Linked DNA regions of Homo sapiens: region 1 is linked to region 2. A link is a contact called in ENCODE Hi-C or POLR2A ChIA-PET data. All regions are on one chromosome and are shown on one strand. Each heading gives the region's core, a stretch centred on a gene start or an enhancer-like site at or near the end of the contact. The rest is flanking DNA. Distances are from core to core; before and after follow the strand shown. Region 1 overlaps LOC102724497 (a long non-coding RNA gene). Region 2 has its middle 40 kb from the start of SEMA4F.

What was found. A loop is a pair of places that touch in the nucleus more often than their neighbours do. ChIA-PET counts read pairs that join two places held with the same protein, here RNA polymerase II (POLR2A). Pooled maps may share reads with other maps.
Region 1: a map of endothelial cell of hepatic sinusoid shows a loop between it and region 2 (5-fold over the local background). The contact joins two enhancer-like sites. A Hi-C loop is called at or near these places in 2 of 168 maps with a recorded cell type or tissue (endothelial cell of hepatic sinusoid and mammary epithelial cell), 1 of 37 single-sample maps with no recorded cell type and 1 of 50 pooled maps. POLR2A ChIA-PET finds 5 or more read pairs at or near these places in 2 of 52 experiments (MCF 10A and activated T-cell).

What each region holds. Positions count from the first base shown.
Region 1 is chr2:74,739,199-74,742,151 of GRCh38, forward strand. All of the region lies in intron 2 of LOC102724497 (a long non-coding RNA gene), which reads left to right. Among named protein-coding and RNA genes, the nearest start is that of SEMA4F, 86 kb to the left of the region's middle. RefSeq lists an enhancer at 995-2,194. Within about 2 kb of position 1,678, at least 10 of the 41 ENCODE cell types and tissues checked have a DNase peak (open chromatin) inside an H3K27ac peak, as active enhancers do.
Region 2 is chr2:74,692,858-74,696,016 of GRCh38, forward strand. It overlaps a transcript of SEMA4F not described here. Among named protein-coding and RNA genes, the nearest start is that of SEMA4F, 40 kb to the left of the region's middle. Within about 2 kb of position 1,624, at least 2 of the 41 ENCODE cell types and tissues checked have a DNase peak (open chromatin) inside an H3K27ac peak, as active enhancers do.

The DNA of each region.
Region 1 (2,953 bases), core at 428-2,927, 46 kb after region 2:
ACAAAAAAGAAGGTGTTGAGTCTGATAGGGTTGAGGCCAACTGCTACAGTACATTTGTGCAATGACAGGATTTTTGCACTGAGACACTTCCAAATGTCAGTATCTGTAGGATCTGTATGGCTTTCTTCCAGTATGATTCAATTTTCCAGATTAAGATTCTCTAGTCTCTTTGCTGGAGGATATGAACCTGATTGCCAGCATTCTTGGAAATAAGCAGGGGAAGGGTGAGGGGGTCTAACCATTCAGTGTGCAGGCTTTTACTTTCTTCTCTATTTTCAAGCCATCCCCTCACCCTCCCTTCCCCTCTTCCTGCTGTCCCCAGTCCAGTGCTTCTCTCACTACTGTTAATATTTATAGCTTCCCTTCCCCTAGAATACAGGCTTTAAACATGTTTCAATAGGACAATTATAAAAATAAAAGATTTGTTTGCAATCATTTATCTAGATGAACCCTTGGATGACAGAATCATTTGGTTATTAAGTGAAACCAGGACAGACATTTGGGGAAGGGGATGGCATTTTAACCTTTTGTGGAGCCATTCCCCATCAGACAATCCTTTGCTGCCACTGCCAGAGATAACACCAGGTAGGATGTGGCAATCCAGATCTTTTCATCTGGATGTCAGCAACAGCAAGGCAGGGGCCTGGACAGGATTCAGGTCACACAGTGTCTAGCTGGCTGGTGGAGCTTTGAGGTCTTTATAGAGAAGCTCTGCACTGAGATTATCATGAAGCCTGTGAGTGTTGGGGGTCAGCCTGAAGGCAGCATTCTCTGAGTGCTTCCAGCGGGAACTCCCTGTCGTTCGTGAAGGCAGCCGTGCTTCTAACACTGGAGTAGCAGCTACCACTTGTGAGCACTTACTGCATGCCAGGCACTGTGACAGGCACCTCTGACAAATTATTTCAATGATTTCACAACAGCACTACTGTTTTTATCCCCATTTCACAGATGAGGTGACTGAGACTCAAATAGATGCTCAAAGTCACTGAGCTAGGAAGTGTCAGACACAACCACATCCATGTGGACAGACTCCAGAGCTGGAGATTCGACCTGAATCCAAATACTGTTCTCCCCAGAACTCCAGTTGTGAGACTTTTAAGTGGAGCTTGGAGATTAAGGAACAACCCTTTTGGGGTCATTCTTGCTAGGGCTGTATGAAGACAGCAGGTGCACGCAGGCTACTGTGAAGTGCGGAACCACTTGGCTGGCAGCCTGGAATATAGAGGGGCAATCTTCTCAATGGGTTGTCAGGGCTACCACATTTTGGACTTGCTGCCAGGAGACCCAGGTTCAAGTCCCCACTCTGCTGCTATCTCACATTGTGACCTTGAGTGGTCACTAATCTCTCACTAGATACTGGGCCTCGGTAGCCTCGTCTGTTAAAGGGGATGACTCAACTTGGGTAAGTCTAAAGTTTTCTCAGCTTTAAAACGCAGGGATTCCATGTGTCACCTCTCCCAGGAATATTTGTATCTGTGGAATGAAAGACCTTTTGCTGCTGTCTCAGAGAAGTATTTATGCAGGTCAGGGGTCCTTTCCCAATGCGTTGGACTCATCCATCTGGAGGAGCTCTTCTACCGAAGGGCACTACCTTCTCACCAGGCTGTGGCAGCAGAGGGGTTAAACAGCATGCCCTGCCCTGCTCCAGGCAGAAGGGTTGTAGGACTTAATCACGTTTCAGCTTGGCTGTCGGGCTGTGAGTCACGGTTGCACTGCGATTATGTAAGCACGCAGGAATAGGTGGCATGACATATATGCTGCCAGCAGCCACGGGCCTCGCCCTTCCGAGTCACCACTACTTTTTAAGCCTTTTTTTGGATACAAGTTTCTTTGGGTTCATCTTTGGAATGGAAATGGAAGCATGATTGCAGAATAGGCAGAACAGGAATTATCCATCAATCAGAGAGAACCCAGCCCTTTAAGAGAAGCTGGAATTAGAATATGGAATTCCTGAGCCTTGAGCTGGCATAGCCGAGCCCTGGTTTATGCTCTTCCTGCCTCCCTCCTTTTTTCCCTCCTGCCTGTGTGCTCCACTTCCTCTCCTGAGACTCCCCCAAGGTAGCATCACTCCCACCAGGAGCCTCAGGCAGGAAAAATAAGGCCCAGAGAAGGGACTGTCCCTGGGGACGTGCACTGAGTGTGTGTGAGGGTGCGGGGCAGGAATAGGAGTGCCAGGAGTCTACCTCTGGAGCAATGCCTCCCACAGTATTTCTGTAGGGGAAAGGATAGAAACTCACTTCTTGGGTTCCTCCAATCACCATGCACATGTCAGTCCTTCAGCTATAAATGCAAAGGAAAGCCAGAACTGAGATTTGAGCTTTCTCACCATCTCCATGGTCAGATATCTCCACTGCCAAAGGGTTCATTCCGCCTCTGGGTTTATCTCTTTCTTCATGCTTCTTCCTGGCAGTGTCCTGTTGAAGCTTACCTTCCCATCTGTGTTTGCATCCACTCCCTAAAAACCACAAGACAAAACAAGAAAATAAAAGCCTCCTCCCCTCACTTAATCCACGGTTCTTTTTTCTTCCTGCTTACAAATTTCTTGAACTTGTATGTCTGTCCTTGCTGCTTCCACTTCTTCATCTCTCATTTGTGTCTGATGCAATAGGGCAATGAAGTGTCCTTGTGGTCCCTGGTGACCTTCTCATCGCTCAATCCCAAGGCCTTTTTTTAGTCTTCATCCAATTTAACCTCTTGGCAACATGTGACATGCTGCCAGCCAGCTGCTCCCTCTTTCTAATGCTCTCTCCTCTTGGCTTCTGTGACCCATCTCTTTACTACTCTGTCTGTTTCTCCAATGCCCTCTTCCTGGTCTCTCTTGACATCTTCTCTTCCCTGATCTGCATGCCACCTATATGGTGTACGTCCTCATGTATTTATAAGTAAGTAGGTGTTTATTTCTTGTCTCCTTCCCAAGAGGATTTAAATAGGTGGCACAAATATACACTACACT
Region 2 (3,159 bases), core at 374-2,873:
TCTCACTGACCTTGAAATGAGTTTTGCATGTGCACACACGAGTGTGTTTATTTGTGGGTGAAAGAAATTTATCTAAACAATTACATACATATGCTCGTAATAAAGCATTTAGGACATGCTGAAAAGTAAATAAAAATAAGAATCACTTCAAAACCCATAGGCCAGAGATACAATCTGTAAATATATTTTGGTGGATTTCCTTTCAGACTTTTCTCTATGTATATATTCAACATAGGGATATAAATAGATATTTTCAATAAACATAGTATGATACTATTTTGTAAACTGCTTCTTCCATTTGATACTATATCTTGGGTACTTTTCCACAATAAAATGTTATTCTATATCATCATCCTGCATAGGATTCTGTTGCTTGATATTTCTTATTTTAACTAACCTTCCATTGATTAACATCACATCATTTGAAAATAATACATTTGTTTCTTTCTTCTCTTTCTTATTTCAGCATGTTGGCTGGAACTTCCAGAACTGGCCCAGACAGAACTCATTCTTGACTTGAACCTGATTTTATAGCAGTGCCTTTAGTATTTCACCATTGTTTTTCACACTTCCTCTTGGTTTCTAATAGGTTTGTAATACAGAGGGAGTCTTTGCATTACCTCTAACACTAACAGGGTTTTATATTTTTCTTTTAAGAGGATAGGATGGATGTTGAATTATGTCAAATATCTTCATAAGCAGCCAGTAAGATGATGGTATAGTTTTTCTCCTTTAGCCTGTGAATGTCCTAGTGCTGAAGCCACGTTGGTTCCTAAGATCATCCCTGTGTTAGTGGTTTTGCAGATCGGGAAGGTGAAGTTGTTGCCTTGAAAATATTTCAGAAAAGGTAGCATGCTTTATAACCTGTGCTATACCTGCTCTTTTTAACTGTAAATCAAGGAAATTGTCCTCTATCAGTTCATAGGGTGTTTCCTCATTTTTTTTTTATTGCTACAGTGTTCCTTTGTGTGGTTGTGTCATAGTTTGTTTATTCAACCAGTTCCCAGTAGTGATAGATATTTGAGGTGTTTCCAGTCTTCTGCTGCAGTAAGCAACCCCATAAATCCATTATTTTGTAGGTGTGTGGATATACTTTAAAGTAAATTCTCAGAAACGGGACTGCTGTGTTAGAATGAACCAGGAAGCTTTCAGCCTTTTAGAGATAGATTACTAACAGATAAACTCTGATAGACTCAGGTAAACAGAGTTTAGACAACTTGGCTATAATATATTCCTATGTTTGATAAAACATCTGCAGACAAGACAGTTGAGCCTGGAATTGCTGCACGTGTGTGTGCATGTGTGTGTGCGTGCTTCTTTCATACCTTTTATGCTTTCTTCTTGATATTCATGCTTTCTCATAGCGATTCACATCCTTCAGTCTCTCATTTTTTTTAATGCACTTAGATTTTCCAGCACATGATGGAAGCAAGGAAGGTGATGAAATCATTGTTAGACATTGAGCAGCTTGGGGCCAGACACCTTGGCAGGTGCTCTGAGTATATTATTTCGAACTCTCATTTCAACCACACCAAGAGCCCTTTTGAACTCTTTTTACAAAATGAGGAACCCAGAGCTCAGTTTGCTCAAGGTCCCCAGCTAGGAAGTAGTAAATGCAGAGTTTGAAGCCAAGTCTATCTGCTCCACAGCCATATCCTCTTTATTAGCCACACCCATCCAGGATTTTTCCCCCAGCGTTCCTATTCCCAGTCATTCCCAGCTAACAATGAGTTGGGAAAGACTGATGCGTGGTGACATGTCCTAATAGTTAAAAACAATACCATTCAGCTTCTGGCTTATTCTTTTAAATAACAGCTCTGTGTTGCTATCTTCATTTTGATGCCAATCAGGTAAAATTAACAAACACTTGTGGAACATCTTTCAGGTGGAAAGCATGAGGCTAGTTGCTGTAGGGAATACAGAAGTGTAAGTCAAGACTTATGCTGGACAAGCTGAAGCTTAGTCTTGCCAAGCAATATGTACATTGACTGGTTAATGTAGCCTGTTTCTTTTTAGTGCTGAATAATATTCTATTGTCTGGATGTGCTGCAGTTTATTTATCCACTCGCCTCCTAAAGGACATCTTGGTTGCTTCCAGGTTTTGGCAATTATGAATGAAGCTGTTATAAACATACATGTGCAGGTGTTTTTGTGGATATGTTTTCAACTCCTTTTAGTAGATACTGAGGACTGTGATAGCTGGGAGGAGAATTTTTTTTATTATTTGAAATTTTGTTTTTGAACTAAAATGGTTTTTAAGGAATAAAAAGAGGAAAATTGTTGTGCTGGGATCTCTGCGTGTCTCAGCAGGTTATAGCAACACTGTCCACAACAGCATCAGACACTCAGCCAGATGTGAGTCGAGTTGCCTCCCGTGTAGCTGGGAGCAGACTCAATTGCAGAGCTGGTGTCTTATACTCGTAGAGCTCCTCTATCCTCCTTGAACCTTCAGGCTCTGTCTCCATGCTTCTCACACAATGATCTCCTTTGCACAACCTCAGAGCACAACAGTGCTTCTTTTCTGCACAGAGCACTCCCCTGTCTGGACTTTTGTCGTCCTCAGCCTTGCCTTTTTCTCTCCAAATGTAGCAGAGCAGTTGGCTCACCTTGTTTTCCATATCCTCTACCCATGGATTTCTGTTATCCCTACTCCCTCATCCCTACAACCCTCAACAGAAGTAAATCCAAATCAATGAATAAAACAACTGGACTTTGTCATATAGAGGGTAATTCCCCAAGAAACAGGACGCTGTATTAAACTCTTTCAAAAGAGTAAATGAGTTACCTTTTATATGACCAAATTGCTTTCTAAAAGGACTAATCCAAGTTAAAGTGCAAATTTAAAAGCCTCTGAATAAAGCCTAAGAGAGAAGTACATGGCATGGACGATTGACAAATATAATCCAAGAGCAGGAAGTAACCAGATATGAATTGTGAGATGCTGGGAATTCTCCCGAAGTTGGTGTCAAACATACTCATTAAACTTGATACTGTCTGTACAACGAAAGGGCACAGAAGGGAGTGGTAATACAACACAGGGTGCGATCCAGGAAAATACCTTATTTATAGAAGAGCAAGGCTGTAAGGGACTGAGAGCATACAGGGCCACCCTAGTCTCACAGCTGAGCAAATTCAGGGAAGCCAGGGCCCCACCTAAAA